Linked DNA regions of Mus musculus: regions 1, 3, 4 and 5 are each linked to region 2. Evidence: chromatin loops called from intact Hi-C (ENCODE). Cell type or tissue: left cerebral cortex. All regions are shown on one strand. Region 1 overlaps Tsc22d1 (TSC22 domain family, member 1). Region 2 holds the start of n-TEttc6 (a tRNA gene). Region 3 holds the start of Tsc22d1 (TSC22 domain family, member 1). Region 4 overlaps 2900040C04Rik (RIKEN cDNA 2900040C04 gene). Region 5 overlaps Tsc22d1 (TSC22 domain family, member 1).

What was found. Hi-C counts contacts between places; a loop is a spot of excess contacts. Peaks named below come from ENCODE experiments on the same cell type or tissue, not always from the same donor. Only the 100,000 strongest peaks of a DNase experiment are listed, where the experiment ranks them.
Region 1: a loop joins it to region 2, with 4 times the contacts of the local background. A loop is called at or near these places in 29 of 42 quality-filtered maps.
Region 3: it touches region 2 in a loop (4-fold over the local background); 16 of 42 quality-filtered maps call a loop at or near these places.
Region 4: a loop joins it to region 2, with 2.1 times the contacts of the local background. A loop is called at or near these places in 3 of 42 quality-filtered maps.
Region 5: it touches region 2 in a loop (9-fold over the local background); 29 of 42 quality-filtered maps call a loop at or near these places.

The regions. Positions count from the first base shown.
Region 1 is chr14:76,464,005-76,469,004 of GRCm38, reverse strand. All of the region lies in intron 1 of Tsc22d1 (TSC22 domain family, member 1), which reads right to left. Among named protein-coding and RNA genes, the nearest start is that of Tsc22d1, 51 kb to the right of the region's middle. In left cerebral cortex, a CTCF peak has its summit at 1,896 (motif pointing left); a DNase peak (open chromatin) is centred at 1,899.
Region 2 is chr14:76,149,896-76,154,895 of GRCm38, reverse strand. n-TEttc6 (a tRNA gene) reads right to left here and starts at 2,122; the gene lies at 2,051-2,122. In left cerebral cortex, a CTCF peak has its summit at 2,666; DNase peaks (open chromatin) are centred at 2,597, 3,168, 4,291, 4,807 and 2 more places; H3K4me3 peaks cover 1,810 bases; H3K27ac peaks cover 1,063 bases.
Region 3 is chr14:76,412,636-76,417,635 of GRCm38, reverse strand. Tsc22d1 (TSC22 domain family, member 1) reads right to left here and starts at 1,815. Exons shown (of 3, transcript NM_207652.3): 1 at 1-1,815. The coding sequence starts at 1,553. In left cerebral cortex, a CTCF peak has its summit at 1,252; DNase peaks (open chromatin) are centred at 141, 688, 1,500 and 2,986; H3K4me3 peaks cover 3,843 bases; H3K27ac peaks cover 3,378 bases.
Region 4 is chr14:76,252,251-76,257,250 of GRCm38, reverse strand. 2900040C04Rik (RIKEN cDNA 2900040C04 gene) reads right to left here. Exons shown (of 2, transcript NR_152108.1): 2 at 4,921-5,000. Among named protein-coding and RNA genes, the nearest start is that of 2900040C04Rik, 3.3 kb to the right of the region's middle. RefSeq lists an enhancer at 39-3,361. In left cerebral cortex, a CTCF peak has its summit at 2,005; a DNase peak (open chromatin) is centred at 1,974.
Region 5 is chr14:76,470,862-76,475,861 of GRCm38, reverse strand. All of the region lies in intron 1 of Tsc22d1 (TSC22 domain family, member 1), which reads right to left. Among named protein-coding and RNA genes, the nearest start is that of 4930444M15Rik, 47 kb to the left of the region's middle. In left cerebral cortex, CTCF peaks have their summits at 1,502 (motif pointing left) and 2,261 (motif pointing right); DNase peaks (open chromatin) are centred at 2,268 and 3,765.

The DNA.
Region 1 (5,000 bases), 310 kb before region 2:
AATGTGGGTCGTAAGTATCCCATCACGGTCACTCGATCCTCTCCCTCCCTCCACTTGAGCTACTCAAACCCAACCTCAGAATTCCTGGCTGTTTCTGCTTTTTATTTCAATTAGAAACACTTGAGACACTTCACCACTAAAAATACGCTAATACTGTCCGGACAAAACAGAGCTTGCATTCCTATAGAGAGACAACCCTGTCAAGCATGCCAGTTAATATGCCTGGACTTCATGCAGGAATCCCAGCCAAGGTAAAACAGAGCCCCTGCTGGTGCTTCCTACCAGTACTTCCAAACACATGGAAGACCTCCAGCCTGGAAGAGGGTATACATTGTAACCTGATATTGTCCAGGGGAATAAAACCAGCTCAGGCCATTCAATCCGGCTTTGCTTACTAGGATAAAAGTCTTCTCCAAGAGAAGAATTATTAGCATTATTTTAACCCGTTAGGTACTTTTAAAGCTTCCAGAAACTTTCCATTTAAAGTCTTCAGTGAACGGATGAAAAATAATCTAAAGTGAAATGAGGGTATCATTTGCCCCAGTGATAATGGCTATCATTCCTTCAATCAAGATCATGGAAAATAAAACTGATACCCAAACTGACATCATATGTTTAAACCGTCCGAGATTTAACATGGAGGCCAGCAGCAAACCTTAATCTTCAACACCCCTTCTTAAACACCCTAGTTGAATTTGCTAGCGAAATGCATGAGCATGCGAGGGAGCTGAGAACCCTTGTACCGGGAGACAGTTCCACACTGCTCCTGGGCAGCTGTGCTCTGCATATAGGCATGCAGAAGGCTGTCTCCAACAGAGGCCGCCGAACGATTGACTATGTTCTCCAAGTATTAAAACTATGTGCTGTTCTGGCATCCAGGGGCTCCATAGTCGTCATCTTTGTATGGTTTCGGTTAAAATGTGTATTTTTGTTAAAACGACATTAGGCTTGTTTTATCCAAACCATATAATTAAACAAGGAAACCACATGCTCTTTGTTAAACGATCCCAGAAAGTTTTTTCAGTGACCTCACTTTGACTGATGAAACTGCCTTGTGCTGGCTTAAAGGACCGCATTTCAAAACACCCTTCGCACATTTCAGTACTCATCTCTGGGCTATTGTGAAGACTAAGTAAGTTAATATATGGTTAAAAGACTTTGGCTGTTATTGGATAACTCGGCTTTTTTATAAACTTCAATTTGATTCAAAAGGTACTTCAGGAAGTGCCAACTACGTTTAAGACACCATGCTAGATTCTATGGGGCTAGTCACAGAACGATTAAAACATGCCCCGTCCTGGAGGTACTTAGGGGCGGATTTTTAATCTTAACATGTATTAATGGAGCTAGGAAGATATTTCAATCAATATAATGCTTGCTGCACAAGCAGGAGAGGACTGGAGTTCATATCTCCTGCACCCACTTAAAAAAAAACAAAAACAAAAACAAAACAAAACAAAACCAAAAAAAAAAAAAAAAAAACCAGCACAGGGACAGACTGTTTGACCTCCAGCACCCAGGGAAAAAGCTGAAGTTGGTGGTGGGTATCTGTGACCCCAACGATGGGAAGCAGAGGCCGAAAGCTGGACTATCAGCAAGCCAAAGTCTTTTAAACATATATTAACATACTTAGTCCTCACAATAGCCCAGAGGTGGGTATTAACTGCTCCCAACTTAGAGATGAAGAAAGCAAAGAGGGTGGTAAGAAGCGAAGGTAGGCAGGAACTTGTTAAAAGCACAACAAAAAAAATGCATGCAGTGCTTTCAAAGGAAGAGGGCATCTCATTGGGTAGAGCCTGCAAGATGTGGTCCCTTAATGGGGAAGAGGAAGCAGGGATCCTGAGAAAAGATAAACAAGAGAAGGCACTGTGTGGAGGCGCTCTGTTAGGAGCAAGAGGGCCCCCTAGCGGCCACTAATGCTGTCTAAGCTGAGTGCTGCGAGAGAGGGTTTTAGTAAAGGAAGCTGCGGCTGTGAAGGAGATAAGTGGTCTTAGAGCCTAGCTCATCACCAGTTTCTCTCGCTAATAATCAAGTGTCTCAACTGTGGATGCTAAACGAGGACAATGGAGAAGGCCCCGAGAAAACGAAAAGAAGACCACCAAGGCAGTTATAGAACTGCGGGGACTGTGCACTCACTGCCTGCTGTGTCCCAGTGCTGCGGCTCAAGAACCAGCAGGCTGGAGGCCAGTGAAGACAGTCTGAGCTGACGAGCTGACCAGGCTGTTGAACATGGGTGACTAAAAGACCAGGGCAATCCCACCGGGGGACCGGGGGTGGGGGGTGGAGGGGGCTCAGGCCACCAGGAGGCAGAGCGCACGCTCCTTCGAGAGACGGCCAAGAAGAGTTAGGGACATCTGTGCAGAGCAGAGGAAGATGAAGAAAAGGCAGAGACCTAAGGGAACGACCCTCACATCCTACACAAGAGTGTGTCCGGTGAGAGAAAACGGCGGCAATGCCCAGATGAGGGAGGAAAGGCCAAGCCCAGGCAGAACTGTCCCGAATCAAAACATCATCATCATGACGAAAGAATCAAGAACCGAATTATTTTACATTGACCTTAAATACCTTACTGAAAATTACATTTTTTTTTTCAAATTTACAAAGCGCAAGAATTGGATGCCAACTTAAAAGCAAGCAAATGTCACAGAACTCTAAAACTCTTCATTTTGAGAGACGAAGGAGGGCCCTACGTTTCCCAAGATGGTCCCATGATAGAAACAAAAGACAGCGCCCTGCAATGTCAATTTCATTCCATTTCACTAGGTGAGGTGCTTCCTATCGAACCGCAACACGGAATGAAATAAGTGGATTACACGATGTGGGAGGAGTCTTACCCTGGCCCTCGTACCCCCCCCCAAGTGTGCCGCACCTCCCCAGTCTCCCTGTGTGCACAAGTTCTCCCAAACTTCATCTCTGTCTGCAGAGCACCATGTAACTCAGCATAATGGATGCTTAGCACAGGGACCACATGGGTCCTGTGACAACGGGGAGTACAGAGGCCTGTCCCTGTGCCTGGGGAGTCAGATACATACATGAGGTTGTCAAGATAATACAAAGCAAAGCACACATTAAACCCTGAGCTCATCTACTGTGCGCTGAAGTTACGACAGGACTAGGAAAGATTCAACCTCTGACGTGATTCATATGATGCTTGAGGTTGGGAGAAGCTGACAAGTGCTTTCCTTTCTATTTCAGTACTGCAAATGTCCCAACTTTCGGCTCTTCGGATATAAAACGGGAATACAGGCATCCTTCTAAATTCACCATACCATTTATAGCTTAATCTCACAGGGATGTTCAACGACAGCTGACAATAAGCCTCTGAGATTGACGTGCAAACGGTTTTTGCCCAGGTTTAGCTGGTTAGACTTGGGCAATCCTCTGGGTACAGTGTTTCCATTTGGCAAGCTTTAGTTTTCCATGGGGCAAACCTGGCAGTTAGTTATCTTGACTATTGATAGTCACAATGTGCGTTTAGCTAAAAGTGCAGGAGAGGTGAATGAATCCGTATAACCTTGTCACCAGGGCAACAGAAGTAGCTTTCTAACATATCTCCCTGCGTCTAGGATCACTTGTCTGTCATCTCCAACCCAGCAGCCAGAAGGATCTTAAGAAACAAAACAAACAAAGGAACATGAGAGCCAGTTGCCTCCTCTCCTAGCTCCCCTCAAAAGTCCTTAGCATGGCTCCTGCAAGGCACTGGACCCTCCCCTCTGTGTATGCCCCTTTAGCCTCTGGTCTCAATGTTGGCTAAATCGCTGGCCCTTTGCTCCAGACACCCAGGACTCTCTTCTGAGCCCTGAGCAAGCTCACTTCCTACTACAAAGCCTTTGTCTCTCCTGGGCTCTCTGCCAGTGTAGATGCAGAGTCAGACATGCAGCCCCCATCCTCTGAGAGACTTCTAGGGAGTATCTCCTTAAAAACTGACATCACACAGGACACCCCACGTCCTAGGCATGGTGTGACAAGTTAACAATCTTGCCAAGACATGTTAAAGAATGCATTAAAATAAAAATCAGTAAGAGCGGTCTACTGAACAAGGGGGCTCTAAATTTTTGCGGCAACTCCAGACCCAATATAAATTAAGTCAATGGTACTTCTACCTCCCCATCAGCTGGCACAGTTATCGGAAACAAAATAGCAATAAAAAGAATGACCCTGGAAATGAAAACTCATGGCAGGACCTAGTAAGGTCTGAAAGGAACCTGTTCCTGCTGTTGCCAGTCTTCATAACATGATGAAGTCCATAAGACACATTTGTATTCTGCCAGCAGATCAACTCCTATGAATTCACCCAAGGCAGCAATCCTGAGGTAACGCGCAGAGGAGTGCACAGACTGGAGTGCTCATTACTGCAGGGAGGCGGGGGGAGCGCAGGCAAGGAGCGGGAGAAAGAAATCAACACGTGGCAACATAACAGAGAAGGCAACGCTGGAGGGTCCAGATGTTTTTATACAACAACTAAAAATGTTTCCAAAGAAAATTTGTGATAAAACGGAGACATTTTTTAAGGCGAAGAAGAAGAAGGAAGAAGGAAGAAGGAAGGAGGAAGGAGGGAGGAGGAAGGAGGAAGAGGAGGAGGAGGAGGAGGAGGAGGAGAAGAAGAAGAAGAAGAAGAAGAAGGAAGAAGAAGAAGAAGGAAGAAGAAGAAGAAGAAGAAGAAGAAGAAGAAGAAGAAGAAGAGAGGAAGGAGGAAGGAGGAGAAGAAGGAGAAGAGGGAGGAGGAGGAGGAGGAAGAGAAGGAGAAAAAAGGAAGAAGGAAGTAGTAGTAGTAACCTGCAAAGTTGTATATACCAAGTGTACTTTCAAACATTTCCAAACAACATGAAGGAAATCTCTGCCCGGTGTTCTGCCTTCCTACAGCTGAGCACACGTCACTATCACGGGGAAGGGGGTGGGGCGGCGGTGGGATTAACAATAAAGTTCAACTTATATGTGAGTGGAGAAAGGGAAGCTGTTAACTTTATACAATATCCACCCGCCCTTTATTTTTGTCACTA
Region 2 (5,000 bases):
CTATATTGGAGCTGAGGAGAAGGCTCCGTTGGTAAAGTACAAGGATCCGAGTTCAACCCTCAGAACTCACAAAAGCCAGGCGGACGAAGCCTGAAGAGCTACACCCAAGGTTGCCCTCTAGCCCCCCACAGACAGACACCCAAGGTTGCCCTCTAGCTCCCACAGGCACACAGGATCTTTATTAAACGCTCTATGAGTGTGCCACCAAATCTCCTAATCGAGCCCTGACAGAAGTAATGCCATCTAGTAATAACATAAAGTGTGTAAAATCATCCTTGCTCATAGCAGGTGCTCAATGAATATCACCTGCTATTGTTAGGATCTGCAGTTTCCAATCAGCCCTGTTCTATCTAGTTCAATAAAGGCTGAACTGGCTAATCGATCCTTTTCTCCTCTGAAGTCCTGCTAGAGATTTTGGTTCGGTTTGGTTTGGTTTTTTGTTTTTTGTTTTGTGTGTGTGTGTGTGTGTGTGTGTGTGTGTTTGTGTGTGTGTGTGTGTGTGTGTTTCGAGAAAAGGCCTCACTGTGTAGCCCAGGCTGACTGAGAACTGGCGCCAGTCCTCATAGCCTCCCTGATTCTGGGTTTACAGGTATGAGCTACCACATATATTGTGCCTTAGGTCCTCATGAAGGATGACTAACGTCTGTTTCCCTTAAAATCTGAAAGAATTTTTGATGGAGTGGATTTCACAGACCTGGGGAGGCCAAGTCGTTTCTACAGACATTTCTCAGTGTTGTTGGTAGTCTAGAACAAACTGGGGGGGGGGGCGGGGGGTGAGGGGGCGGGGTCAGAAAATTCAACCCTAGTGGAGAGAAATGGGGCCTCTAACCTTTGTAGAGTTTCTTATCTGCATGTCAGGACACGTGAAGGGGTGAAGGACTTGAGAGGGGGGTGGGGGGGTGGGGATGTGAGACATCTCAGCACTGGCCACACCGAAATACTGAAATTTCCAATTCTAGTCAAGCATGAACGTTGGAAGGTATCATTCATTCATTCAGTCAGTCAGTCAAATATATTAGAGAAGAAAGTGTGTTTTTATTGTTGGTATCTCCTTGCTACTAAATATTTCTGAAAACCTATTTTTTCTTCCCTCTCTCAGACCTTTTCTTTTTCATTAATTTAATTATTTATTCACTTTGCCTCCCAATACCTGACCCACCCTCTCCTCCCAGTTCCCCTACTACAGCTCCCCCACCCGGCCCATTCCCCCATCCCCTTCTCCTCTGGGAATGGGGACGTCTCCCTGGGTTCCTCCCCTTCCCGCCCCCCTACCCCACATCAAGTCTCTGCGGGACTAGCGCATCCTTTCCCACGGAGGCCAGACAAGGCCGCCCACACACGGTCATGTTGCAGACAGGAGCTTAGCATAGCTGTCCACGGAGAGGCTCCACCCCCAGCCCATGGAAACAGATGCAGAAACCCACAGTCAAACATCAGATGCAGCCCCGGGAGTCTTGTGGAAGATTTAGGGGAAGGATCGAGGGCTCGGAAGGGGATGGGAACTCCACAGGAAGACCAACATAAAGTTAACTAGCGTGGATCCTTGGGCCTCGCAGAGACTGAACCACTAACCAAAGAGCTAGCATAGGCTAGACCTAGGCTCCTCACAAATATGTAGGAGATGTGCAGCTTGGTTGTTATGCGGGTCTTCCAGCAACAAGAGCGAGGGGCCGTCCCTGAATCTATTTCCTGTCTGTAGATCTCGTTTTCCTCTTTCCTTTTAACCCCAGTTAAGTGAGACGTCTGAATCTCGTTCAGACAGGTTCATGCAGCCTCCGAGTCTATAATCCCCCTAAATTGCACCCTTTCTGTCAAAGAGTTCGATTTCTTTGGTCGAGTCCAAATGCCAGGGGAGGGGTGTGCGATCTCTCGTTTTCTTTCTTCCCAGCCATCACTTTAGCCCTGTATGCCGTTTCTCTTAAGTCTCTTTCTGTGGCGTTGCGGCTCAGAGAATGGGATATAAACTCTAAAAACTCACTTCTCAAGTCAGGGCAGTGTGAATCCAGTGTCTTCTGTGAACCTAGTGTCTTTATTCTAAAAGATATTGGCGTTCCCACACCGGGAGTCGAACCCGGGCCGCCTGGGTGAAAACCAGGAATCCTAACCGCTAGACCATGTGGGAGACGACAAGTGTGTCACAGAGCTCAGACAAATTGAGTCTCTTCACTCCGCTCCTCCCATAATCTGCAGACTCCACCCATGACTGTAAACTTGGTTCTGCGCATGCGTGAACCACTTTCCCACACTGCGCTCTGCAGTTTTCTGGTCCCGATCTTTTGTGGCGCCATCGGATCCACAATGACAAAGCATCGGTTCTCCCCTGATGCTGCTGGTCTCCGTGGGACCAGAGCTCTGCATAGAAGCGGCTGTGGCACGCAGGCTACCTCTACTGCTGCAGTCACGCCAAGCCAGAAGGCTGGCTGCGGCTCTCACCCAGGTGCCCAGCCACCAATCCTCTTTAGGACGCCGGGAACCCGGTGGCCAGGAGGCCGCCTTCCTTCTCTGGCACTTCTCGGTGGATCGGAGCCGCGCACAGAGACGATGCTCAGTCACACAGTTCTTTCTGTTGATGTTGGATCCCCTTAAATCCTGCCTGCCTCCGGTCCTGACCCCGGGAACTTGGAAGAGCCTGGGGCTGGTCTTCTACGGCTTCCGAGTGACACCCAGAGGCAGGCGCGCAACAGTTCCGAAATAGAAAAAGTTGGCCGTGTTCGCCCTACAATGATAAAAAGATCCTTGGCTAGGAGAGCGCGGGATCTGAGCAGCCAACAAAGAGGCTAGCAGCTACAACCGCAATATCTACTATGCACAGGAGAAACCTCTTCCCGAAGTTCGCCCGTCCACCCACCGCCGGCAACTTCTATACTAGCTTTGATGTTTCCTTTTTTTTTTTTTTTTCCATGAGGTGTCATTTTGAGCGACACCTGTTTGGGAACGTCCAGAATACTCTCCAAAGCTAACCTTACCACCTATAGAGAGCCCTGCATCCTATTTCTGAATTTAGGGAGTGGATCAGGCAGAGATTTCATGTTTGGCTTCCAATTTTTAGTCTCAGGATAATAATTTTAGGTATATTATAAATAAATTTAGGTATATTACAGTTTCAAGGATCTAAATCACCAATGCTACCTATTCGTTGGGTGGCTGCCATCCATGGGATATAACCAAATACAAGTTTACTTTTTCTTTTAAAAAATAAAAACAAGAGTTTCCCTATATAGACTGAGCTAGCCCGTAGCTCATGCAAACCTGCCTCCGGAGTGCTGCGACCAACAGCGCGCATCACCTCGCCCTGCTGAAAGTTTACATTTTAAAAGTTTTCGTTATTATATATTTAAATGTACAGTGATGGGTTTCATTGTAACGTTTTCACACGTGCATAATGTATTTTGATCATATTCACCCCATACCCTCCTGACAAACCGGATCCTGCTGGTTCTCTTCCTCTGTTGAGGCTGTGTGTGTGTGTGTGTGTGTGTGTGTGTGTGTGTGTGTGTGTGTACCAACATACTTAGGGATAGTTACCTGAACACTGGGAAAAGGTTTACAGGTTCATGGGCACCTGGCCAGTGGCTATACCATTGAGGAAAATATCTTCCCCTCCCCCAGCAGCCATTAACCCAATATTTCCTCAGGAATGGGTGGAGACTCCTGAGTTCAGCAAAGCACCCCCTCCCTCAATCTTAACTGTAAATCACATGATAGAGGTACTCCACCCCCACCCCCACTCCCAATCCCTCCCGAACAAGTTTGCTTTTGTCTCACTACTTCCTAAAACTGAAACTCCCGGGGTTGTTTGTTTGTTTGTTTCTTTGTTTTAACCACTGGACAGTAACTACCAGAAACCTTCTAGGTTCTTTAAGTAAAAAGAACAGACAGCAATTCAATCGATTATAGACAAGTCTCTGACCTCTATCCCATTCTAGGTTTGGGAGTAATTGCTGGCTTCTGGTTCTCCATGTTTACTGTGGGCTTCTCTTCCTGACTCTGTTTCAGGACAGCACTTTGGTAGTTGGAGACAGCCACACTGAGACCATGGAAATGAGTAAGCATCATAAACTCCTTTCCTTAGAGAGCAAACTAACTAAGAGCTAGTGATATAGTAGTTAAATACCACACCAGAGGCAGGCAGCCTGCTTCTCACTTCTTCCTGCGGCTTCCTCCTTTGGAGGATCCGGCGGAGCATGAGGGCCAGATGGAGAAAAGAAAGGAGTCAAATGCAGCCCAGACTCACTGCTCTCAGGCCTGTGCTTGCTTTAGGGCTGGCTCTCATGCGACGTGGGACGTGGGACGTGGGACGCGACGTGGGTTCCTAGAAGGCAGCCCTGCTTGGGCCCGAGAGACAGGGAGTCCAGAAGACTTTTCCAGTGACTTTGTTAATCCAGAGTCCCAGCTTCATCTACCGGGGACTTCCAAAAGAGCACTTCAGGGAGCAAGGGTGGAAGTATGGGGGCTGGAGAGATGGCTCAGCGGTTAAAAATACTGACTGCTCGGTGGCTCACAAATTTGAAGACAGCTATAGAGTCTTTTTTAAAAAGGGGGTTTGGGTGGGTGGAAGTGTGACCATTAGCAAACACCTGCCCTTGCGATGTCCTTCGATTTTTGAGTCTCACCAATGCATAGGACTAAACTGTCTTTGGCTCTAAAAGTAGGGTGCCACTGAAGCCCAGAAACTTGGGTCCGTCTCCATTTCTAGTTGTCTGTAAACTCCAAATACCCCAGGCAAGCCTCTCTTTCCATACTGTGCCCTGGCACAGCCTGCTCCCAGCCCCACAACAGTCTACATGCTCCGCCCTCCTTGTCCCTCTGCCAGGCCAGCCTCTCCACTCTGAGCCAACCTTGAGGCCAGTTCAGCTCCAGGAAACCTTCCCAGGGCTCCCGATCACAAGCCACGCCCATTTTCTCGGAATCCCAAAACACACGCTTTCAAAAGAATCACATCAAGGCAGATCTCTCACCACCCTGGAATTGCTCAACAAGGTTCATGAGTTTAAGTCAGA
Region 3 (5,000 bases), 260 kb before region 2:
CCTTGAAGACCTGGAGGCGCTGGTGGTAGCGGCGGCTGCTGCGGCGCCACCACAGCCGGGGCTCCCATCATCTCTCCACTTCCCACACTCTCCGTGTAGTGACTCAGTGTGCTCACACTACTGCTCACAGAACTCCCACTAGTGCTCTCCCTCTCCGAGGACGATGCTTCCGTGGGGGTTTGCTTCACCGTCTCCACCACTTTATTGACGGCCACGCCTTCTGTAGCTGGCACAGCGTTTTCCTTCTCATAGAATTCTGTGCAAGTCCATCGACCTTTTTTAAAGGGTTCAGAAGTAGAGTCTAACTTCACAACCCTGAACCTCGATGTGTTAACTGTTGGTTGCTGCTGCTGCTGCTGCTGCTGCTGACTGGAAACCACTCCCACAGTGATACCTGCAGCTGCATTAAGGACACTGTTAGCAACAGGAGAGGAAGAAACGGTACCATTGCCCATGCCACTCAAGATACTCGAATTAACAACACTGGTAACTCCAGGCCCACCACTTATGCTAGCAGCATTAGGGATATTGCTTGTATTTATATTAGCATTACCATGCACGCTGTTCGTCACACTGGGACTGAAACTACCCACAGCAGCAATGTTAACATTATTCGTAGCGCTCGTGCCAGTAACCGAATTTATACCTAGGCTTCCTGTAGTACTTGGAGTACGGATGTTCGTCATCACTGATGCTGGTAAGCCACTCGATGGTACTGCAGGAGGAGGTGCGACTGGCACACCACCATCAGAACTTCCAGTTGTAGAGAGTTTCCTGGACACTGGGCTCGAGGGTGGCCCTCCGGGAATGGATGGACCGGCCACAGCAGCATGTGATGAATGATGGTGCCCATGGTGAAGGTGGTGCCCATGATGAGGGTGATGGTGATGATGGAGGTGGTGGGGATGGGCATTCCCATTGATCACAACGTTCTGTTGTGGAAGGTGAGGCAAATGAGGCTGAGGAAGGTGGGGCTGGTTAGGAGAGACTGCCCCAGGTGTCTCAGCTTCCTGGAAGTTATTCAGAGTCTCCTCTGAGGAGCTTCGTTCAGGCTCACCTAAGTCAGTGGCCCTGGAAAGGGAGACGTCGAGGATCTCGGAAGAGGAGAGATCTTCCGTGTGCGACTCATCCAGATCGTCGTAGCTCTCGGTGTCCTCCGCGATGCTGTTGTTGGAGCTGATGCTGGCAGAGATCTGAGCCGGAGTAACGCTAGTTATCTGGAAGCCACTTTTCTTTTTCATCTGAGTTCCGCCTGGCGCAAGAGGCTGTCCCTGCAGCTGAGCCTGCGAGAGGAGGTTCAGGCTTTGTGGAGGCGGAGGCTGGGGTCCCTGCGTGGAAGATGCAGCAGGAGGCGGCGGCTGGAGCAGCGAAGGAGGAGGAAAATCTTCAGAAGATGGAGCAGCACCACTGACGCCCGTACCTGCTGCATTGAGAGCAGAGGCGCTGCCACCACCGCTGCCCCTTCGAGGGAACATTGCCGGGTGCGCCATCTTCCTAGCACTAATGTCTGCAGCAGCGGCCGCCGCGGCGGTGGACTCCGGCGGCTGGTGCATTGTGCTGGGTACCGGGGGGCGGAGGAGGCAAGTGCAATTTCCTTCTGCACCGTAATCTTTGTATGGAGAAGCCGGAGAGACGAACAGGACCTGAAGCTCCGCCCGACGCGATCCCTCCTCCTCCTCCTCCTCTGCCGAAGGCGCCGGCTGCTCGTGCCTTCGAGGGCTAACTTCGGGAAGGGAGGATGAACCGGGTGAACCAGGTGGCTGGGGAACCGAAGGGGGACCCCTTCAGTCCTTCGCCATTCACTTCCCCCTCCAGTCACACACCCCCCTTTATATTCCGCTTCACGTGGGGTGCGGGGCGGGAGGGAGGGGAGCCCAGGAGGGGGCGGGGGAGGCGAGGAGAAGCGAGAAATGCCCACCTTCTTTGGCCAACTCCGGAGCCAGCTCAACCCCCTCCTCCCGCGGCGACGGCCGCTGCAAAAGCCCCTCCGCTCGTCCTGCACCGAGGCAGCGCGGAGCGAGCGGTCGCCCCGGCCCTCGCCACCCCCGGCGCCGCGGCCGCCGGCGAGCCCTGAGCTCAGCGTCGCTCCAACCTCCCCTGCCGGCGCGGCCGGCCCCGCTCGGGCCTCCCCCCACGGCCCGCGGCCCCTCTCAAACCCCCTGGGCTCGCGACGGCTGCTCCGGGAGGAAAGGCTGGCCGCGGCTGGGGCCCGGGCGGCGCGGCTGCGAGCGGGGCGGTGGCGGGGCGCCCGGTACGGTGAGCCCAGCAACGAGGCGCGGGCGGGCGCGCAGAGACGCCGGATCCTCGCGGAGCGCGGCCGGGGCGCGGCGGCGGCGGCGGTGGCGGCAGCAGCAGCGGGAGCCCAGGGACCGCTCCATCACTGGCAGCCATGGAGCCCGAGCATTTTCCTCCCTCGGGGCAGGCGCTCGGCTCGCCACACGTCCTCGGAGAGGAAGGGCGCCGGCGCCCGGGCTGCTCCGGCGGGCGGCGGGACGTGCGCGGGAGCGGAGGGGCGAGCTCGCGTCCTCTTCTCGGCCCGCCGGCTGGTTCGGCACCGAGCTGCTCCCGCGACCGGGAGGGAGGGAGAGAGGGAGGGAGGGGGCCGCGGGCGGCGGTGGCTCCTTTTCGCGGCGGTGGCGGCCAGACGGGGCTGGTGCAGCGGCTGCAGCCGACGCCGTTCAAAGAAATGAGAGGTGGGGTTGGTCGGTGGCGGCGCGGGGCGGGGGAGTGGGAGGGCGTCGGGCGAGGAGGGGGCTGTGATGGTTGTTACTAGTGCTCTTCTCGGGCTGCTCCGTATCCCCTGGTCTCTCGCGGCATCAAGAGAGGAGGGACCAGCGCCCCAGCGCGAGAGGAGGAGGGTCGAGCTCTGACCGAGGAGAAGGAGGAGGAGGAGGTGGCAGGGGGGAGGGGTCGTGGAGGAGAGGAGGGAAGATGGCGTCTGCGCGTGCGCGCCGGCGCTGCAGACATAAAGCCGGGTCTGACCAGGGGAGGTGGCCTGTCTTCGGTCCGCGCCGAGCTCTCGGCTCCGTCTCCCACGGAAATTACCGAAGGCCGGCGGAGTCGCCGACGCCGGAGGGCGGTGGGGGGTGGGGCACTCGGGCGCGCGAGCGAGCGAATCCGGGTCGCGTGGAGAGGCTGGGGTGGGGCTGGGAGGGGGGGGGGGAACCACGCCGCGCGCGTGCGCGCAGGTTAGGCGTGTCCGCTGCTGTCTCCCACGCGGACCCCGGCGGCGAGGCGGGTGCGGAGCGCTAGGTCTCGGGTGTGCGCGCCCTGGGGCGGTGGCTCCCCCGCCCCGGCCTGCGGAACGGGTAATGAGGCTTTTCTCCTCAGCAACAGCAGCATCACGAGTTGCAGCTCCCAGGAGCCCTCCGCTGCTGCCACGACATGAGTCAGGCTTTCTTCCTCGGCGCGTGGCGGAACCCTCCTCCTCCTCCTTCTCCAAGCAGCAACCTGGCCTCCCCCTCGACCCGCACCGCCCTCGCCCCTTCCGGGGATGCCCCGATAGAATCGGGTGTCTTCCCCCACAGCAGTGGTACCTTTTGTGCAGAGCGGTGGTAGTTGCCACGCGGTCCCTCGCCCTTCGACGGGCAGGGTCGAGACTGCTAGCATGTGGCACGGATGTTTGCAGGGAATCTCCCAAGCCCCTCCAAGGGAAGGCTCTTACAAAAGGGAGTGATCCTTGCTGTCCTTCCTTATCGGGTGGGAAGAAGCTAGCCGGCCCTGCCAGCTAACCAACCAACAGGTGGAGCTTCCCTCCAGCCATTTATTGTCTTTGTGTCCTTGCTGTGGCCCTTAGAGAGGTAAAAGGTTAGGGCTTGGTTTTAGTGGAATTTAAAGGAAATTTGTAAAGAATGCCTTTTAGGGCTAGAAAAGCAAAAAGACTGGTAAAGTGCCCCCCCCCTTTTTTCTTTTTAACTAAAACTAGATTTCATGGATTTAGGTAGGTTTGCTTGGAGACAATTTTCTGTTAGCTGCCTCCGAAGTATTACATGTCAAAACCTCTCAAAGCAGGGCTTTGCTTCTAACCAAGAATGTAAATCTCACCCAGGAAATTTTTTAAGCTGAGGTGAAAAGGGTTGTTTGAGAGCGGTTTGTTTCTGTTCTAGTTTAGGTTTCAGGGATACAAATTGATCAGAAGAGAGACCTCTGACTCGGGAAATCACCAATTTCGTTTCTGAAGGATAACACCCAACAAACAGAAAACCAAAAACTGTTACCAGCAGTTTAACACCCCTCATTCTGTACATTAAGAGTTTGAATGTCACCTATATACTGTTGACATCTTGGCATCCTTTATCTGGTCTGTACCAAACTCTCACACGTGCCACCTCATACATGTCCCCTACAAAACAGGTGAAATTCACATTATTTTGATTTTTTTAAATGAGTTGAGGGTCTCAATAGAGATGGAAGAGTAACCTTCAACTCACTGTACCCCGCCTTTAGGTTCTGGAGCGTTGTAATTACAAGCCTTCACCAGCCTGTCCACTTCCTAATATAGAATTCTCTGCTAGGTAAAAAGTATGTGCTCACAAATTCTGGAAGTAATAGATTATGATAAGTCATTTTGAAAAACATAAAACTGCATTGTGCCTCAGTATGTTAATACCTGTACTTTCAAACAACTGAAGCCATTTGAGTATTTTACAAATTTAATCATTTCACTGGGTATGGTGGCATAACTTGTAACCCCAGCTCTGAGGAGGTAGAGGCAGGGGGACCTTAAGTTCTAGGTCATTCAGGCTACATAGGGAGACCTGTATTTCCAAAAAAGAGAGAGAGAGAAGAAGAAGAAAAAGGAAGGAAGGAAGGAAGGAAGAAAGGGGGAGAGAGAGAGAGAGAGAAAGAAAGAAAGAAAGATCTTTTGTCTTGCACTATCTGGAAGTCACCTGTGTCTGTGAACATAACCCCCAGCAGCTTTTGTTGCAAGTGACTCACCACTTTCTGAAATGCATATTGGACATGCTCTTTCAGCAGTTTTTCTAATAGACACTAGAAGC
Region 4 (5,000 bases), 100 kb before region 2:
ATGAACTGTAATATGGATGTATAAGCCAAATAAGCCCTTCCTCCCCAACTTGCTTTGGAGATGGTGTTCATCACAGCAATAGTAACCCAAACTAAGATGCTCCCAGGAAGTGACCTGAAGAGACAATGAATGGCCACTGTTACCCATCACCTGCCTCAAAAAAAACCAAAAAACAAAAAACAAACCTAGAATCTGAAACTTGGGTGATTCAAAAACTTGATTTTTCTAAGCTAGTGTCTAGATGGTGTGTGAAACACCAGTAGTCAATGTGACACTGGTCGGTGAGGTGAGAGGTGGCTGTGTGGAGGTCAGGGGCTGACAATCAGTAGTGCCCCCTACTGCGTTTGTTGAGAGGAATTCAGACTCAATGCTGTACCAGAGACTTTCATCTGACTTTTGTTCCCGTTGATCTGTAAATGTCTCCCCAAGGCTCACATGGTACAGCTTTGGTTGGCAGCCAATAGCACTCTTAGGAGGCAGTGGAATTCTTGCTTGTGGAAAGGAAGTTAGGTCGCTGGAGGCGTCCCCATGGAGAGGACATTTCCCAGTGTCCATAGGGTAGGCGGCCTCCTGTGATGTGCGTTCCCTCCAAGACACTCAGTACATAGGTCCAAACAACCAGCGCAAACTATCAGCGCAAAGCTGATAGCTTTGGACACTGTGAGACAGACTCAGCTTTTTCTCCTTTCAATTGCTTCTGTCAGGCATGTTTGAGACTGGCGTGTGCTGGCCGGCTATAATGAAAACAGTAAGGGAGGGCACATTTCTTCAGGCAAGGCTGGAAATGCCTGATGGGGCATCTGGACAGTGAAGGGGCAATGTATAACTGTGCGAGCGAATTTGGTTATCAGGGTCTGAAGCAGGAAGGAGCATGCTCAGTAGGAGCGGCTGACCATCACAGGATTAACACTTCAGATGTACCATCCCATCTGTAAGTGGGATGGTTTTAAAAATTCTGCCTGCTTTGTTTTGTTACAATGTAATAAACATCCTTTTATTTAAAAGGGACTTTTCCCCCCTGTGGCTTAAAAGAATTGGGACATTTACTATGGCCTAAAAAAATGTGTGTGTGTGTGTGTGTGACACGGAGACGGAGACGGAGTCGGAGACGACAGAGACGACGGAGACGGAGAGCTGGGAAAGAGGGACTGAGACTGCAGGTACCTACAGAACCCAGTGTCAGATTCCCTGAGGTTGGGTTACAGTTGGTTGTGAACTGGCCTTCACTGATGCTGGGGACTGAACTCGGGGAACAGCACTAAGCACTGCTTAACCACGGAGTCATCTCTCTAGCCCCTTCTCCAAGGTGTGGTGGCACATGCCTTAGTCCCAGGACCCTGGAGGCAGAAGCAGACAGACCTCTGAGTTCAAGGCCTGCTTGATCTCCGTATGGAGTTTCAGGCCGGCCAAGACTACTTAGTAAGGCTCTGTATCGTTTTAAAAAAAAAAAAAATAATGAAAGAAATTTAGAAAAATCTCCATGAATCCCAATCTCCTTGCATACTCATTTGACCTGGATGCTCGGAGAGTGTCAGGAACACTGCAGACGGTCCCAGCCAGGGTGGCCGCAGATGGAGGTTCCAGGAGGCCTATGAGATGTGTAGACGGGATATGTTGGAAACCGCAGTCAATTTAGGGCTCGGTCATCTGAGTAGCCATAGCAATTCTGGCTCTGCCATTGGTCGCTAGCTGAGTGACCTTCCCCTCTCCCCGCCTCAGTTTCCACATGACTACAGTGGAGCTAATCCCTTCACCATAGCTTTGTTGGGAGGATTAACTCGGGTGACCGTGCCTAGAATAGTCCCTGGCCCTCAGCAGGCTCTGGGTAAGCCGGGCTGTGGAAAGCTGGCCGCAAGGCCTCCCTGCATTGGCTGCTCGCAAAGAATGTAGTCAGTGCTGGTGCGAAGCCGAAATGAATCGCTTTTGTTTCCCCCAGGCGGACAAAAGAGGTCCCCTGGCTCTTTCTGGGTGTGAAGGAGCCAAGGCAGAGCGAGTTCTGAGAGCCCCCTTTGTCCTGACAGAGGCCTGGTTTGTCAGACACAATGCCGCTCTGGCTGCGCTGGAAGCCAGTGCGGCTGTGACAAATCTGTTTGGGTTGGAGTGGCACCAGGTCACCACTGCGATGTGTCCAAGCTCCCGGGCTGCCAGGCCTGACGCACTCACGACCCGTGAATTCATTCAGGGCTGCCTTAAGCATGGGGCACTTTGAAACTTTGGGCTTTAAAGTCAGAGTCAGCAATTCCTTTTGATGACCCCCCCAACTCCCCCGCAGGCGTCCTGGGGCGTCTGGCCTGCCAGTGGGTAGAGTGGCTCCGAGAGCAAGCGTCCCTGTCAGAAGAGCAGGACTCTCTGTTGTGGGACGCTCCACAGAGCCCATGCCAAGTGCACATGGGCACTGGGACTGGTTACGCTCTTCTGCCATGAAAGAGAAGCAGAGGGGAGCTTGTAACAGAATCTAATAGAGGAATTCATTATGAACTGCCTGCCACTCAGGCTGTCTAGAGCTCCGGGTGTGGCGACTGACCCCTGGCAGTATGCCTGGCCCTTCAGCCTAAGGCAGCATGACAGGTGTGGCCCCTGAATTCAGGTTCCGCTTCGAGTTGTTCCCTGTCACAGTCGGACTGCTCAATCAGGGCTCCTCTCACTGGAACAGAGTGTAGCATTTTGAGAGCAGAGCCACACACATCGCCAGAGCTTTATTACACGTCATCTCACGAGGTGGCTAACGTTTCTTAAATTCTCTTTGACTTGTGGTACCTACATAGACTATAAAGCTCATCACCCCATGCACTTTCTTTCCTCATTTTCCTTTTTGTTGGTTTGTTTCTTTAAGATAGGGTCTAACCTAGACTGGAATTTATGATGTAGTCCAGGCTGGCCTACTTGTGCTAGGATGACCGTGTCTGATTTCATCATAACCACATTTCCTGAGTTTAGTACATTTCCATTGTACAATCCCTAGAGCTGTTTTCCCAGACTGAAATTCTGTATTTAGTAAAGGGTCTTTTTCCCCAGCCCCTGGAAACCTTTCTACTGTCTGCTTGTATTAATCTGAGCAGGTCACCCAATAGACTCACGTAGATTGTGTGAATGAACAGCATGCTGGGAGTAGTGTCTGTTTGTGACTGGTGTACTTAATCCCTGTTGTACCTGTCACAATTTCCTTCTTCCTTAAAGCTAAGAAATGAATGAATGTGATTGTGCCTTCTGTCTCAGCTCCACCCACAGTTACCTGGCAACAGCCAGGTATGCTCCTCCCCACAGTTACCTGGCAACAGCCACTATAAAAGGGACTGTTTGCCCCCTCCTCTCTCTCTTGCTCTCTCTTGTTCTCTTGTTCTTCCCTTCTTGCTCCCACTCTGTCCCCTCGCCGCTTCCCCACCCCCCCCATGCTCATGGCTGACCTCTACTTCTCTCTCTCTCTCTCTCTCTCCCTCTCTCTTGCCTTTCTCTGCCTCTACTACCCTCCTAACTCCCCTCCCCATGCCCTGAATAAACTCTATTCTATACTATACTGTCTTGTGGCTGGTCCCTCAGGGGAATGGGATGCCTCGGCATGGGCCCACTGAGACACCCCCTTTCCCCATACCTCACCACACCCCCATAGAACATATTCTCCCTTCTCTTTACCTTTTAATAAACACATTAGATTGTGTTCTCTCTCTCTTTCCGTCCCTCCCTCCTCCTTCCCTTCCCTCTCTCCTTCTAGTTTTCATTTTACTGTAAGGATGTTTTGCCTGCATGTAAGTCCGGTGCCCAGAAAGGCCAGAAGAAGGTTTCGAATCTCCTGGAACTAGAGTTAACAAATGATTGGGAGCAGCCCCACGTCGGTGCTGGGAACTGCACTTGGGTCGTTTGCAAAAGCAGCAAGTGCGTTTAACTGCTGAGCAGCCTCTCCAGCCCCATGTTTCAGTGAACTCTTAAATCTTGGTATATTCATACCTTAGACACAAGATCAGGGACCAGCACTCTAGATGACAGATGACCCACCTAACAATACACACAGTGCTTTTCAGCGTGCCAATAAAGGAGATGTGGCTGGCCTGGTGCTTCTGAAACACTCCCAGGGCTGGAAGAGCCGGTTGTAACTGACCAGGAACATTGCTCATGGCCATTCCGAAGTGTCCTCAGAATCCACATGTACTGTTCATTTCACCATGTATGGTCACCAGTCTTTAGATCTCTGGCTCACTGACCACCCTTTGAAAGCACTCACAGCTCGGAAGCTACAAAGACCGAATGCCTAGTTGCCTTTGCCTTGTGGTTTGGTAGATGCGATTGTGAACCTAACATTCCTGTGATCTTTCCAGTTCTCCGAGCTGCCTATTTGTTGCTGAGTGTCTCTCTGAAGGCCCCTGAAACACCGTTCCTTCACTGATAGTGTGAATGAAGAGCGTTCTGGGAGCAGTTTACAAACCTCTAGATAAACTATTGTTTCACTGAGAGTGTCTTTCCTCAACTACTCAGAAACTAGTGTGTGTCTCTGTAAAAGCTTGGCATGGCTCGAACAATTATGGCTTTACATTTCAAGGGAAAGGTTTCCTTTTGGGGGTGGGGATGGCGATAGTTCTATGAGAGTTATCTGTCTGAAATACAAGACCAGGGACCAGGGAGATGGTTCAGTGGGTAGAGGCCTGATAACCAGAATTTGGTCCCAGAAACTCTCTTTTAAAACAAACAAATATGGTGCCTCTCATGTGCAATCCCAGCACTCCTTGGGCTGCACCTAAGGGTAAACCATTGCAGCAGGGAAATGTAATTCTGTGGTACAGCGCTTCCCTTGTATGTACGAGAGCCTAGATTCAATTTCTTAGTAGTAGCAAAAGATAAAGTATTTTTTTAATTAAACTTTTTAAAAATAATGCAACCAGTGTTAGATGAGGTGGTGTATTAATGAACAGATCATGCCAAGCCAGCACAGTTCTCATTAGAGAGGTCTTTATTGACAGAGTCACCCCTGAAGGAGGTGGGGGTGGGGAGGAAGAAGAGAAGGAGAGAAG
Region 5 (5,000 bases), 320 kb before region 2:
GTCAATATGCAAAAGCAATGATCGTGTGCGCTAGTATTTTACTTTTATATTTTAATTGTGTGTTTGATATGTGTGTATTTGTGGTATGTATGTGTGAATACAGTATGCGTGTGGGGGAGGTATGTATGTATGTGTGCAGTATGCACAGGTATGTTCTCCCTGCGCATGTCGTGGGGAGGACAGACATCAACACTACCTGTTTCCCCACCACTCTCCACCTTATTCTTTGAGACAGGGTCACTGAGCCTGGAGCTCACTGTTTTGGATCTGGCCATCTCCACCCTCTAAGCTTTTATGTGGGTGCTGGGAAACACAACTCAGGTTCTTGTGTCTATGTAGCAAACTTGGTGCCATCTCCTCGCTACATATTTATTACAAAAGAGTATTCGTAACTACATGACTCGACACATCGACCATTGTGAATAAATGCTGTTGGTGAGTACTGCACACCTATAGCCCCAAACACTTGGAAGATTGAGGCGGACAGACCATAAAGTTCTAGATCAGCCTAGGCTATAGTGAGACCCACTAAAGAAGCCGCATGGGGGCTGGAGAGATGGCTCAGCAGTTAAGAGCACTGACTGCTCTTCCAGAGGTACTGAGTTCAACTCCAAACTCCCACATGGTGGCTCACAACCATCTGTAATGGGGTCTGATGCCCTCTTCTGGTATCTGAAGAGAGCAATGGTGTACTCATATACATAAAATAAATTTTAAAAAAAGATAAAAATAAACACATGTAAAAACAAATAATAGAGGCCTTCTACTCAGAGATAATCCTTAAGTTTAAAAACATAGCCAATGTTAAAGTATAATCGCTTAATACTTAATAATTAAAGCTAGCATAAAAATAGACTTTTCAGGCTGGAGAGATGGCTCAGCAGTTAAGAGCACTGACTGCTCTTCTGAAGGTCCTGAGTTCAAATCCCAGCAACTACATGGTGGCTCACAACCATCTGTAATGAGATCTGATACCCACTTCTGGTGTGTCTGAAGTGTACTACAGTGTACTTAGATATAATAAATAAATAATTAAAAAAAATTATCCTAAACACATCTTACTAAGAAATTAATCATCATTGACCAATCAAAGTTAAAGTTAAAATCATTCTAATGTATTTTCTAAGATGGAGAATAAAAATAACATCACTAGCCAGGCAGTGGTGGCGCACACCTTTAATCCCAGCACTTGGGAGGCAGAGGCAGGTGGATTTCTTAGTTCGAGGCCAGCCTGGTCTACAAAGTGGGTTCCAGGATAGCCAAGGCTACACAGAGAAACCCTGTCTCAGAAAAAAGAGAGAGAGAGAGAGGAGAGAGAGAGAGAGAGAGAGAGAGAGAGAGAGAAAGAAAAAAGAAATTAAGTTCTGGGGGCTGGAGAAATAGCTCAGCAGTTAGGAGCACTAACTGCTCTTCCATAGGTCCTGAGTTCAATTCCCAGAAACCACTTGGTAGCTTGCAACCAACCCCAACCGTAATGGGATCTGATGCCCTCTTCTGGTGTATCTGAGAACAGCAACAGTGTACTCATAAATAAACAAATCTTTTTTTTTTTAAGAAGTTAAATTCTAAAACAATAAAATAACAACTATAACTTTAGACACAGCTCCCCCATAATTACTGTGCACTCAATACTGGGCAGACCTGTACACCAAGGTAGCAACAATAAGTTTTCATGTAGAATAAAACTACAAAATGTGTTAAGAAACACAAGAAACAAAATGTAGCTAACCTTGAGGTTTAAAAAGGCTAGAACAAGCTAACAAAATCTTACATAAATTGTATGTTAACATACCGAAGTTTGGTTAGCCTGAGAATTTGAGATTATTTCTCTAAACCAAAGTATATGGAAGGACCCAGAAATGCTGAATATGAGAAGTGAAAAAGGCAGCAAATGAACTCAAGAAACTCGAAATAACCTCGCTCAGCCCGTTTTAATCCAGTAGTCTTTGTCACCATGATCAATTTGAGTGTTTTAAACCAAGAAGTGTGAACGGTAGCATGATCAGTAAGTTTTAAAGCTATCAAGAACATTCCTCGGACTACTCTGAAGTCAGACTTCCAAACACTGGCTAACCTGGAACAGACACTGTCGTTAGAACAGCCAAACACCCAGATTCCACACAGCAGAGACTAAATGAAAGTCCCCACAGCAATGCCCCAGCTATGGGACAAGGCTTCAGGGGAAAACAAAAAACAAAAACAAAAAAAAAAACAGATCCAGATGTACACCAAGAAGAAATTATGCCTACAAGACAGCAGGTGGCGCCAACACACCATGTCCTATTAGAATGCCTTCCATATCCTACAACTTATTTCTATATGTAGAACCCCTGCTACCTAATGATTTTATTTATGTAATACTTTGTAATTTTTAGGACATTGCTTTCATTACTCTGAATACACAGGCACTTTATACACCCATTACAGCTATTTTTAAGATGCATTGCTTTAATAAAAAAAATTAGGAAATGTTAAATATAAGAAATATGCTGCCACAAAGCTCCACGTTTAAAAAAGCAATGCCTAGAGTAGAAAGCCATCTGTGTGTGAAAAGGCCGTGATGAGACCTTACTCTGTTAACCTAAACTTTAAATTTAAAGTACATGTAGAGTAAAATGGAGTAAGAACGGAGAGAGTATGAGCAGGTAAAGCCGAAAGTGCATGAATGCACTGAAGCGCCCTCAACTCAGCCTCACAGGCGGAAGATAGCTCCCGTCAATTCCAGAAATGCTAACATCTTCTTTGAAACCAGTTCCTTCTATAAGAATTTCATTTCTACATGGGACTATGCAGAACATGATCATTTGCAAGCTGCAGAGTATACCACACAGTCCTCGTCCCCTGCCCCACTAACCCATCCCAAGAGCTTCCAACTGATGTAGACGTGCACAGAACTTTAGTTGGTCTGTGGCAAGAAATGTGCCTGAGCATTTCTTTCTTGTTAGTCTAGGATGGAAAGGCAGCTAATGACAGAAATGGCTAAGCCTGTAATAATCACAGCAAACACAACGGAATGTTGATAGCATGAGGCAACTACACACCATTCTAGAAGTTAGTCCAGTTGTTGACTGCTACTGCACCACACTGACACTGGCTGAGGGGTGCCTCCCACGGCACTGTAAGTCAACAGAGGCTGCTCACCATGGGGTATGTGTCTTGAAACCACAGAAGACACATGGTGCTCCACTTACATGACATCACAGGACGACGGACAGAAAATAAAACTTAAGAGAATGGGAGCTCTGCCTGTTTGTCATTAAGGAGTCGTAGTGGGAGGCAGTGATGGTGGACGTGATCCAGAGACGTTGGCACGACCTAGACATACACATACTTGTAAGGTTTTAAGTAACATTCCAAGTACAAGTTTGCTGGGGGGGGGGGAAGTAATATAAACAGAATACTAAACAAAAGCTAAGCCCTCTCCCATCCCCTCCCCATTCCTGCTTAAACGTTTAGTTCTCAGCATTCTCATTTTCGTAGAAGCCCATCTGAAACCCCACTAGTTGGTAACCACACTGAAAATATAATCTTTTTCCAAGGGAGAGTTTGAACAGAAGTACCCTACATTTGTAATTGCTGTTCCCAGAAGGACATGAATTACTAAACGAAAATTTCAGTGGTAGGCAGGAATCTCCTCCCCGAGTGTTACTGTCAGACAGGTCTCAGAGACACCCAAGGCAGCACAGGCTCCCGTCACCGCTCCTACCTACCTACAATAGCTCTGCAGCGATAGCGTGCTGCAGAAACTCCACAGGACGCAGATCAATCTGAAACTGCCCGGAAAGTCCCTGCTGTCACAGTGCTGAAGGGGCAAGGCGGACTGCAGCCAGAGAAAGACATCAGTGCCCTGACTTCAGTGCTGGACCCTCACTTGCTACAGTAGCGCTTGTCAGGAAAGACTATCAAGTGGGGGTGTAGCCACAAGACTGTCTATCAGGGTAAGCAACAGCAATCCTGACTGATGCTGGCATGCTCCACAGGAGGGAGTTCATACTTGATACTATAGACCTAGGCAAAATCCTTATCTAGGGATGTAACAGGCCAGGAAGAATCTACTGGTATCTGTTGTTACTGTTGTTTTTCTACATGATCACTTTACCAAACTGCCTTCTAAACATTTCTATCCATAGCCTGGCGTGGCTCCCAACCTTAGTCAGAGAAGCATCTATGCCTGACTGTTCACAGTGCCGCTAAGAAGCTACCACGAGCCCTCAGCCATGAACGGGACACAAGGAGGAAAGGATGTAAGGACAGATCGCAGGGCAGAGTCTCCGGTCACGATGTGGCTGCTGCACGCTTGAACACTCAATCTGCACAAGGTCGAGCCAGATCAGAAGGCCGGCGAGAGGTGGGAGGGGCTCCCGAGGCCCCGCCCCTAGTGAAGCAGCTACTGCCTTGGGAGAGCCGCTTTCTCTAGGATGGTCACTGGTGAGGAGCCGCATTCTCCAGTGGATGAGCCCACACTTGTGCACACATGGATGGCGCTAGCTGGACTCGATGGTTTTCAAAAACGTACGTTCATTAAAAAATTATGAAAGGAAGGAATGGACTCGGAGATATGAGGGAGGGATCCTGGGGAGTCGTGGCGGGAGGCAGTGACGGTGGACATGATCCAGAGATGTTGGCACGACCTAGACATACACATACTTGTAAGAAGGTTTTAAGTAATGTTCCAAATACAGCAGGGGCGGCCGTCCTGACATTTACAGCCGATTGAGTTATTTCGGCCTTTCACCGTCCAACAATTCTGCCAATAGGAGTGGTCTTCTCAATTAAAAAACAAAACAAAACAAAACAAAAACCCTCAAAGCCGTATGTAGTAAATACTAGATTTCTTATTAGTTTTCCTAGGAGACATTTCAAAAACATACCACTGGTTCAGAAAGACTAGCTAATGAGGGTCACTTTCAAAGCCAGAGTGGGGGACCCGGGGACTGAATACTTCAAGAGAGTGAAACAGAGAGGATGCAAAATGAAATCTTCCTGCCATTTGTTGCTGT